3 separate regions of the Homo sapiens genome follow, and regions 1 and 2 are each linked to region 3. A link is a contact called in ENCODE Hi-C or POLR2A ChIA-PET data. All regions are on one chromosome and are shown on one strand. Each heading gives the region's core, a stretch centred on a gene start or an enhancer-like site at or near the end of the contact. The rest is flanking DNA. Distances are from core to core; before and after follow the strand shown. Region 1 holds the start of IPO4 (importin 4). Region 2 holds the start of NGDN (neuroguidin). Region 3 holds the start of CHD8 (chromodomain helicase DNA binding protein 8).

What was found. A loop is a pair of places that touch in the nucleus more often than their neighbours do. ChIA-PET counts read pairs that join two places held with the same protein, here RNA polymerase II (POLR2A). Pooled maps may share reads with other maps.
Region 1: a pooled map shows a loop between it and region 3 (13-fold over the local background). The contact joins the promoter of IPO4 here to the promoter of CHD8 in region 3. A Hi-C loop is called at or near these places in 1 of 37 single-sample maps with no recorded cell type and 6 of 50 pooled maps. POLR2A ChIA-PET finds 5 or more read pairs at or near these places in 1 of 52 experiments (activated B cell).
Region 2: a map of CD8-positive, alpha-beta T cell shows a loop between it and region 3 (18-fold over the local background). The contact joins the promoter of NGDN here to the promoter of CHD8 in region 3. A Hi-C loop is called at or near these places in 2 of 168 maps with a recorded cell type or tissue (CD8-positive, alpha-beta T cell and ovary) and 10 of 50 pooled maps. POLR2A ChIA-PET finds 5 or more read pairs at or near these places in 1 of 52 experiments (H1).

Annotation. Positions count from the first base shown.
Region 1 is chr14:24,187,475-24,190,174 of GRCh38, forward strand. IPO4 (importin 4) reads right to left here and starts at 1,342. Exons shown (of 30, transcript NM_024658.4): 1 at 1,245-1,342; 2 at 1,078-1,164; 3 at 870-949; 4 at 742-783; 5 at 193-322; 6 at 1-105. The coding sequence starts at 1,313. TM9SF1 (transmembrane 9 superfamily member 1) reads right to left here. Exons shown (of 6, transcript NM_006405.7): 6 at 1,675-2,334. The coding sequence ends at 1,941. RefSeq lists silencers at 338-548, 794-913.
Region 2 is chr14:23,468,310-23,471,009 of GRCh38, forward strand. NGDN (neuroguidin) reads left to right here and starts at 1,394. Exons shown (of 11, transcript NM_001042635.2): 1 at 1,394-1,418; 2 at 1,733-1,792; 3 at 2,597-2,668. The coding sequence starts at 1,407. RefSeq lists a silencer at 1,021-1,070 and an enhancer at 1,157-2,097.
Region 3 is chr14:21,454,700-21,457,399 of GRCh38, forward strand. It overlaps CHD8 (chromodomain helicase DNA binding protein 8), which reads right to left and starts at 1,424. Exons shown (of 38, transcript NM_001170629.2): 1 at 1,333-1,424. LOC124903283 (a long non-coding RNA gene) reads left to right here and starts at 1,698. Exons shown (of 2, transcript XR_007064064.1): 1 at 1,698-1,778. RefSeq lists enhancers at 1,167-1,856, 1,721-2,272, 1,887-1,936, 1,947-1,996, 2,273-2,700.

The DNA.
Region 1 (2,700 bases), core at 92-2,591, 2.7 Mb after region 3:
CACCTCACCAAGAGTCTCATTCAGAAGCCGAAGAAGCTCCCGGTGGTGGGGTTGGAAGGCCTCGGGCCGGGAGGTCACCACCACACTTAGCAGCAAAAGCCCCATCTGTCCAAGAATAGAGGATGGGAGAGCAAGCTTACAAGGTCTATCCAGCCTCTCAGGCCCTCCCTCCTGCCAACCATGTGATGGTACCTCTCTCTCTGGGCTGTGGGGGCTGTGGGTACTGTGCTGAAGCAGCTGCAAAAGCTGTGGCCAGGCCTCCAAGCCTTCCTTTCGAAAAATGGTGGCTGAGAGCTGGGCCAGGCTGAGGCTCACACAGTGCCTGCAAACAGGAGAGATCTCCTCCAATCACCCTTCAATACCTTCCTCTGCACACAGTGGCCAGGCTCAATGGGGCAGCCAGGACAGAAACTTTCAGGAGGTGTGGGCACAGGGTCTTTGCCAAGTTGGGACACATGAGACAGCAGCTCAGAGGGAGCCCAACAGCACTGTGGGCATGTAATCTGGTAAGTTCAGTCTAACTTAGCCTGAATTTCAGTCTTATTCTTCTGACTTGGGTTTGGCAGATCATCATCACCCTTCCTCAAGAACTTTAGTCTTCAAAACAGCCTTAAAATCCTCACTCCACCTTGCGTCTAGAACTGAAGTCCCTGCCCCACAAGTCCCAGCCTGGAGCCGAAAAGGAAGGCAGAAACCTAGACAAAGTCGTCAAGATCCCGAGAGAAGTGGGTAGGTACTTACTCTGTTTCTCTCTGCAGGGCCGTCAGGATCAGGGACTTGAGGCTGGAACACAGGTGGCAGGTGTTTGGTACCCAGCCTGCCCAAGAAAAGTCTCCGCCTGGCCCCGCCCCACCCCAGGCCCAGCCCACCTCTCCCGTTGCTCCGCCGCCAGCCGTCGCCAGCGGGTGTTCAGTCGTCTGCGGGTCAGCACGGCCGCAAACTGGCGGATCTAGGACGAGGAAGCAAGCACGTGGGGGTCCGGGCAGGAAGGTGCTGAGCGGACCGCAGTGGGCGAATACTGGGGCTTGACCGGTGGCGTACAGTGGGAAGCTCGGAGGGGAGAGTCAGGGGTCTCACCTGGGGGTCGGCCGCCGAGGCTAGCAGGTCGCAGAGAGCCGGCAAAGCGGCGGGGGCCCGAAGAACGATCTGGAGCTGTTCCGTGGCCTGGGGGGAAGCTAGGGGTGAGAGTTGGGCCTTTCCCGCAACCTCCCGCTCGCCCTGGCCCGGTTACGCCTGCTCCGTACCCGACGGATGCGCTCGGTGTCCGGTAGCAGCAGCTCCCGTAGGAGCTGCTCTAGCCCGGCTGACTCCATGGCAGCAACTGAGCCGCCGCTACTGGGCCGAAAAGGGGAGGGGGAGGGACAGCACGTGGAGGTTCTGACACCCACTTCCGGAGGAAAGGGCGTTGCTGCACGCCCCGCGGGTTGCCAAGGTGATTCAATTCGCTTCCCACAAAGAGGTCCGGCTCCTCCACTTCCGTTAGGCTGAGCACCGGCTGAATCGCGGAAACCCGACTCTGGCAATGTAGGTTCCCCACGCCGGGAGTTCCCAAGCTGGGTTGGAGAACTCGAGCTTCGGGCATTCAGTGGCCAGCTCGGCTTTATAAAGGACCGTGCCCTTAACAGCAGGGCTCGAGTTCCTATATCCAGACCAAAACCTCCAACTGCATGAGCCTTTTTCTTAATAAATTTTATTTTGGTAATTGTAAAAAGAAAAATCAGGACCAAAACTAAAGGCAACTTAAAAAGTTCAAATATATAATCCTTATGTGATAGAGATTTATAATTTCCAGGCCCTCTCTGGGGAAGGAATGCCCAAAGGGCAAAAGGGAAGGCAACAATGCCATCACACAATTCAGTCAATCAGAAGAGAAGCTGGTAGGAGAGTTCAACAGGGCATGAAGAAAGGGAGAGAACAGCAATAGTTCTGCCATACAGAACTCAGTCCATCTTGAGGTTAACATAGATATACCGGATGAACTTTAGGGAAGAAAAAAAGGAGATGGTGCCCAGCATGAGGAAGAAGACATAACCAGTGAGTAAGGAGTAGCCGAAGAACTCTACTGTCTGTACTGCCCCAGACATGTTGGAGCGCCGGGCATAATAGAAAACTGAGTAGAGGAAGATGAAGAGGCCGGTGGAGCCAACACTCAGCACAGATCGCCACCACCAGCGGTAATCCTCCCCAGACAACTGGAAGTAGGTGAGTGCAATGGAGATGCAAGCCCCCACACTCAGCAGGATGGCGAAGACAAAGAAGAGGATGCCGTACAAAGTGTACTGCTCCCGACCCCATACTGTGGCAAAGATGTAGTACAGCTCCACAGAGATGGCACTGTGAAGAAAAGAGATGATACACAGCATTAAAGGGCTGTGCACCATCAGCACAGTGGCTGGGCTGAAATCCAGCCCCCACCCTCTCCCATGTTGCTGGGTCATTGTGAAAAGTGAGTTCACTCCACTCTCTGCCCCAGATCTCCTGGCTTCATGGGGATTTTTTGCCTATGATTAGCCGCTCTCACTTCAAGAATATCTTCCCTAATAGATTGAGGGCAGGGATCTTGTCCATTTTATTCCACTTTATTCTTTGCCTGGCACAAAGAGGTATTCAACAAAGTAAATGGGTCATCAAATGGGCTTTAAACCCCACATGATGTCCATAGGCATTAAAGTCAGAAACCAGGAAGGTGAAGGGGGAAAT
Region 2 (2,700 bases), core at 144-2,643, 2.0 Mb after region 3:
CAAACTAAATTTCAAATTCCCCGAAAAGGAAAAGTTTATTGCTGATCTAATTAGACAGGTCCGAAAATTTATGTAGAAATAGAAACTTTTCATAATACAAATCTTGATAAAACATTACAAAAGCTACTGGATAATTGACTAAGTATGCTGCAACAGCATCCTGAGCTTCCACAGTGGGCCTGAAGCAGCAAATTAAATGTTAGAGGAGTGGGGACTGAACACCCTCCTGCCTTCTTGAATCCAGCAAGATCTAGATACCAGGATTTCCTTACCTCACCTGCCCAGATACAGGTGTTATTCTTAATTCCAAAAGACAGCTTCAAGTCGGTAAGATCTGATTTCTAGACCCAGCTCTGTTGGACGAGTTGTGAACAAAAAATTATACACTATCATTCACCCTTTCGGTGCTTTATTTCCTAAGGCATGGGATGGGAACAATGAGTATCCGTCCAACCTACTTCACCAGCTTGTGAAAAACCAGAGTGAGAGAACACATCTGAAAGCACTGGGTAATGATGAGGCAGGTTATACTGAAACATGCACTGCCAGAGTTTGAACCAAGTTCTGCTGAAGACCTGTGTGACCGCGGTAAGTCATGTAAATATGAACCGTTCCCCAATTTGTAAAACGTATTCTTTTCATGTCCCCAAACTGGTAGGAGCGAAGAGTGTCGGGGCGTTATTGGAGCCGTTTCTCAGCGCTCCACAGTGCACACCAAGAGGGCAGGTGTCCTCGCACTCGGTTTCTAAACTCTGGCTCTGGGCTTCTCTAGCCTCGCTCTCTTATTTACAGATGAAGAAGGCTCAGAGACCGAGTGACTTGTCCACGGTCACACAAGGAGTAGTGTTACAGAATCGATTCCAGGGCCACCGGGTCTGTAAGGCATTTGGCGCGGTGGCCGTTGGATGAGCAGCCAGCAATGGCGGCTCTGCAATGTCGACACCGCAAAGCCAAGCCAAGGCCCATCACCTAGCGGCCGGTTCACGCACTACAAGAAAAGTGCCGTGAAAAAAGACTCTGGGTGCTGCGGCAGACGGGAGCCAATACGCGCTAAGTTCGCTCTGCTAATTCCTTTTTTCTATTGGTCCTTCCAACTGTCAATCAATTATTTGACTGTCTCTTATTGGCTTGCCGTCAATCATTTTACTCAGTCTACCAATCACACGCTCTTTGCCAAGTGCTTTTTTTCGTCCTGACGACTCTTTCTGAGTCTGACGAATTTAGCCAGTTCCTTTATTCCATTGGCCAGATCAGACTCCTCCTCTCGTTTATCCTGTTGGGGGCGGAAGTGAGAAAGCCCTTATTCGTATTGGCTTAGATTTGCAAGCGGCAGTTGTCTATCAAATCTATCAAGTCGCCCTTAGCGCTCAGGAAGTACGACACCGGAAGGGGTGGGCTTTGCGAAGATGGCGGCGCTGGTGAGTTTGGTGTGGTTTCTTCCTCGCGTAGCTATTGTGGAGTTGTCCTTTGCCTTCAGCGGCTGGAGGCAAACTGTTGGTACCAGGGAAGGGTGGTGATGAAAGTTGCTTCAGGGAGGCGGCCTCCCTAGAGTTACCGTTCCTGTCCGGTAACCCAAGGGGCTGGCTTTAAGGCGAGTCTGTGAACCCGAGTGTGAAGGCCCCGAGTCTGGGTGTCTGACGGAGAGAGGGCAGTTTCCCACCCTAGACGTTCCACTTTCCTATAATCCTGAGGAAAGAATGACTTTTCTTTACGCCTCCTCTCCCTTCTGTAGGGGGTGCTGGAGTCCGACCTGCCAAGTGCCGTGACACTTCTGAAAAATCTCCAGGAGCAAGTGAGTAGTGTCGCCTCTGGAATAAATTAGTCACGGATTGGCTTTGAGTTTGTGTACTTCACCTCAAAACTTTGGTGATTGAGATACGTGAATGCTTCCAAAAACCTTAGAGTAAAATGATGTAATCAAAACCTTTTCACGCCAGAATTCTAAGTAATTGATTCTGCACCCAAGGGAATACAAGAAACTCCAAAAAGAAATTATATGAATAGTTTTCCTTTATTCATATAGCTAAGGAAACCAGTGCTTGGAATGGTAACATGACTTGCCCTTTGGGTGCCCAGGTAATACACACTTATATACAGATGCTTCTCGACTTAACGATGGAGGTTATGGCCTGATAAACCCATTGTAATTCGAAAACCTCATAAGTCGAAATTTAGGCTTGATGCCGCTGCCCAGCATCACGAGAAAAGGACGGTTTCTACCGAATGCATATTTCTTTTACACCCTCGTAAAGTGGAAATTAAGTCATAAGTCGGGGAGTTATGTAGTTCTATGCATTGTAAGTTCAACTAGTACAAACAAAATTACAGTGCTTCAGTCACTACTCTCTCAGTCCTTTTCTCCTCCCTGTGGTTCAGTAAAAGATGGTCTCTTCTTTAAGAAGTGGAAAGTTTTTTTTTTTTTAAACTTTTTGAAGAACCATCTCTCCTATGCTTTCCGAGAAGTGAGAAGATAGTACTATACTTTAGACAGTGTTTCAGATAATTTTTAGGTGGCATTGTTTAGCTTTTGCTCTTCACAGTTTGCAGACATAATTTGATATAATCTAATCACTTGTTTTATTTGGGCTAATTTCAGGTGATGGCTGTAACTGCACAAGTGAAATCACTGACACAAAAAGTTCAAGCTGGTGCCTATCCTACAGAAAAGGTAAGATGTACTCAAACAGTAAGCATCCCCTG
Region 3 (2,700 bases), core at 174-2,673:
AGATCCACTGACACGCCTCTCTTGCAGCAGAAGGTCTTCTTACATGGAAAATGTTTTTCTTATCATAACTCTTTTTTTAAGGGTTGGGATAATTCCAAAGTACTTGAAATAAGTTTCTCATATCTTGCTCTATGAGGTTGACTAGAATTTGTTCTGAAACCTATTGGATGACCAATACAAAAGAAATTCCTAAGCAGAAGACACGATCTAATTAACTAACACAGGACACGATTCAAATCACAAACTCACTTTCGATATGTAATGTGCCCCACACCAGATGACTTCAGCATATGCTAACCTAGGCTGAGAATCCTTGACTGAGTCGACAAACTCAGAAAAGCATGGAGATGAAACGATCTGTAGACGCCGCTGTGATGGTAGGATGCAGCAGACACTGATAAGGCAGCTCCCCTGGCTTGTGTTTGGGGCGCTCCGCTGTTTATTCTTTAATAGAAAAAGACAGAGTTCTAAATCTTTGACTTCTGGCTCACTTTGCTTAGCCATACGAAAGAGATGGGTCCACTATATACCTTTTCTGTGAAGACCCTAACCGCTTCAAGACTGTCCCTTAAAAAGCAAGAGGCTGCTGCATTTATACAGCTGCTGCAGGGAAATTCCCTGCGACACTAGAGACAGGTAAATAAACTGCATTCGTTCCAAAGCAGGGGGAAGGGTCTTCTATCAGTGACGAGTTTACATAATGCAACGGAAAACCAGTGAGCTCTGCAGACCTGTCAAGGAGGATGCAAGGCTTGAGCTCCTCTCTTCCCACCATCTCTAAACATTCTCCAACAGCCTGCTCTTCACTGCCAGGAGACCCACAGAACTTACACCTGAGAATGAGTAACAATCTGCTTACGCTTACCCCATGCTTTCCTACCCACCTTTATTATTAAAATACAGAAGAAAAAAAAATAAAAAGAAGTAGAAAACCCTAACCACCTATTTCTGAATCCAAAGTATGGAGTAACCAAACGGGGCCGAGGAGTTTTCCCTTCTCTGAAGAGAGGAGAACAAGGCGCCGCCTCCAATCTACACTACGCCCAGTAATGCAATGACAAGCCCTGAAAACTCCACAGCGTCCCAAGCAGTCCCTCGCGGCTCGGCCCGGCTCGGACCCCGCGGCCCGGCAGCCACCCTCTCCCCCGGCCTCTCACAAAGGAGACTGGTTCAGTCCGGAGCATCACCCCGCACCTGATCCCTCACAACTGGGGGGCGAGCAGGGGGTGGAAGAGAGAGGAGAAGGAGTTACTTAAATCAAATCTCTGAGAGCCTCAGCTTTTGCTGACTCCTGGCCCAGCACTGAGGAGCGGGTGCGAGCGGGAAGCCTACCTGTGCAAGTCCTGGTACTTCCTTTCCAGGCAGCGTTTCAACTCACCCTCTCCGAGAACAAGGCGCCTTCCGGCGGAGCATGGCCAGCCCTCGCCTCAATCTAGCTTGCTAGTAGTCCATTCTCCCTAGGCTCCGCCCCCCTGCGCTCCCATCCGCCAATGGCAGCACCGAAGCCCGGCCTCTTCCAGCGAGCTAGTGTGAGCGCCATCCAGGAAGTCTCTTGAGGGTGGAAGGTCCTAGGAGGATGAGAAGGGTACGTAGGCGACCACAAATATGCCTGATTGAAAATAAAATCTGGCGGCGGCTCGCCTCTGACGACTCAGTTCACAGGCGGCCAGGCCCCTCGGCATCTTTTTTTGACCCCCGCCATTGGGGGCGCTGTGAACTAAAACAACACTTAGTTACCTACTTCTGGGAAGCCATCTTGGCTCGGACTCCGGGACTGGGTGAGAGTGCTTAAAGAATGTGAAGACCCTGTCGGTGTTCTGTCCGACTATCTAGGTCCAGCCCGAACATACTCTGCTGTATACACTTAGGAGGCCCCTCAGTCACGACGTGAAACCCTGGAGTAATGCCGTATGTGGTTACGGGCAACAACCACCACCACCCTCTCACTTAACTGTAGGAGTAAAGCAATTTTAACAAATCAAATAAGCAAAAATTAATTCTTCTAATGAGAGTGAAAGTTGCACTTTCCTAGGGTAATCCTTTATGGACACCTCACTCAAAATATCAGGACATGTATCTATTATAGGTGCTACTAAGCTTTAGGATTCACTGCAAATTTTCCAGTAGGGGCACTGTGAATCAGTTGGAAATCAAGAACAGGACTTAAGGAGGAATTCCTTTTTTTTTTTAAAGGCCTAATTTTTTTTTTTTTTTTTGAGATGGAGTCTCGCTCGGTCACCCAGGCTGGAGTGCAGTGGGGCGATCTCGGCTCACTGCAACCTCTGCCTCCCGGGTTCAAGCAATTCTCCTGTCTCAGCTTCCTGAGTAGCTGAGACTACAGGCTCCCGCCACCACGCCCAGCTAATTTTTGTATTTTTAGTAGAGACGGGGTTTCGCCATGTTGGTCAGGCTGGTTTCGAACTCCAGACCTCAAGTGATCCGCCCACCTCGGCCTCCCAAAGTGCTGGGATTACAGACATGAGCCACCATTCCTGGCCAAGAAATCTTTTTTAAAGTTGTGAGTGAGGGAATCCTTCCAGATTATTAAAGGAATTTCTCAAGGAGTAACATAATTGCATGGTCTTACATGATAGGAGCTCAGAGACATCAAGAAGTCATATGAGTGATAAGACTCGGCCTTAAGCTGGGCGCAGTGGCTCACGCCTGTAATCCCAGCACTTTGGGAGGCTGAGGCGGGTG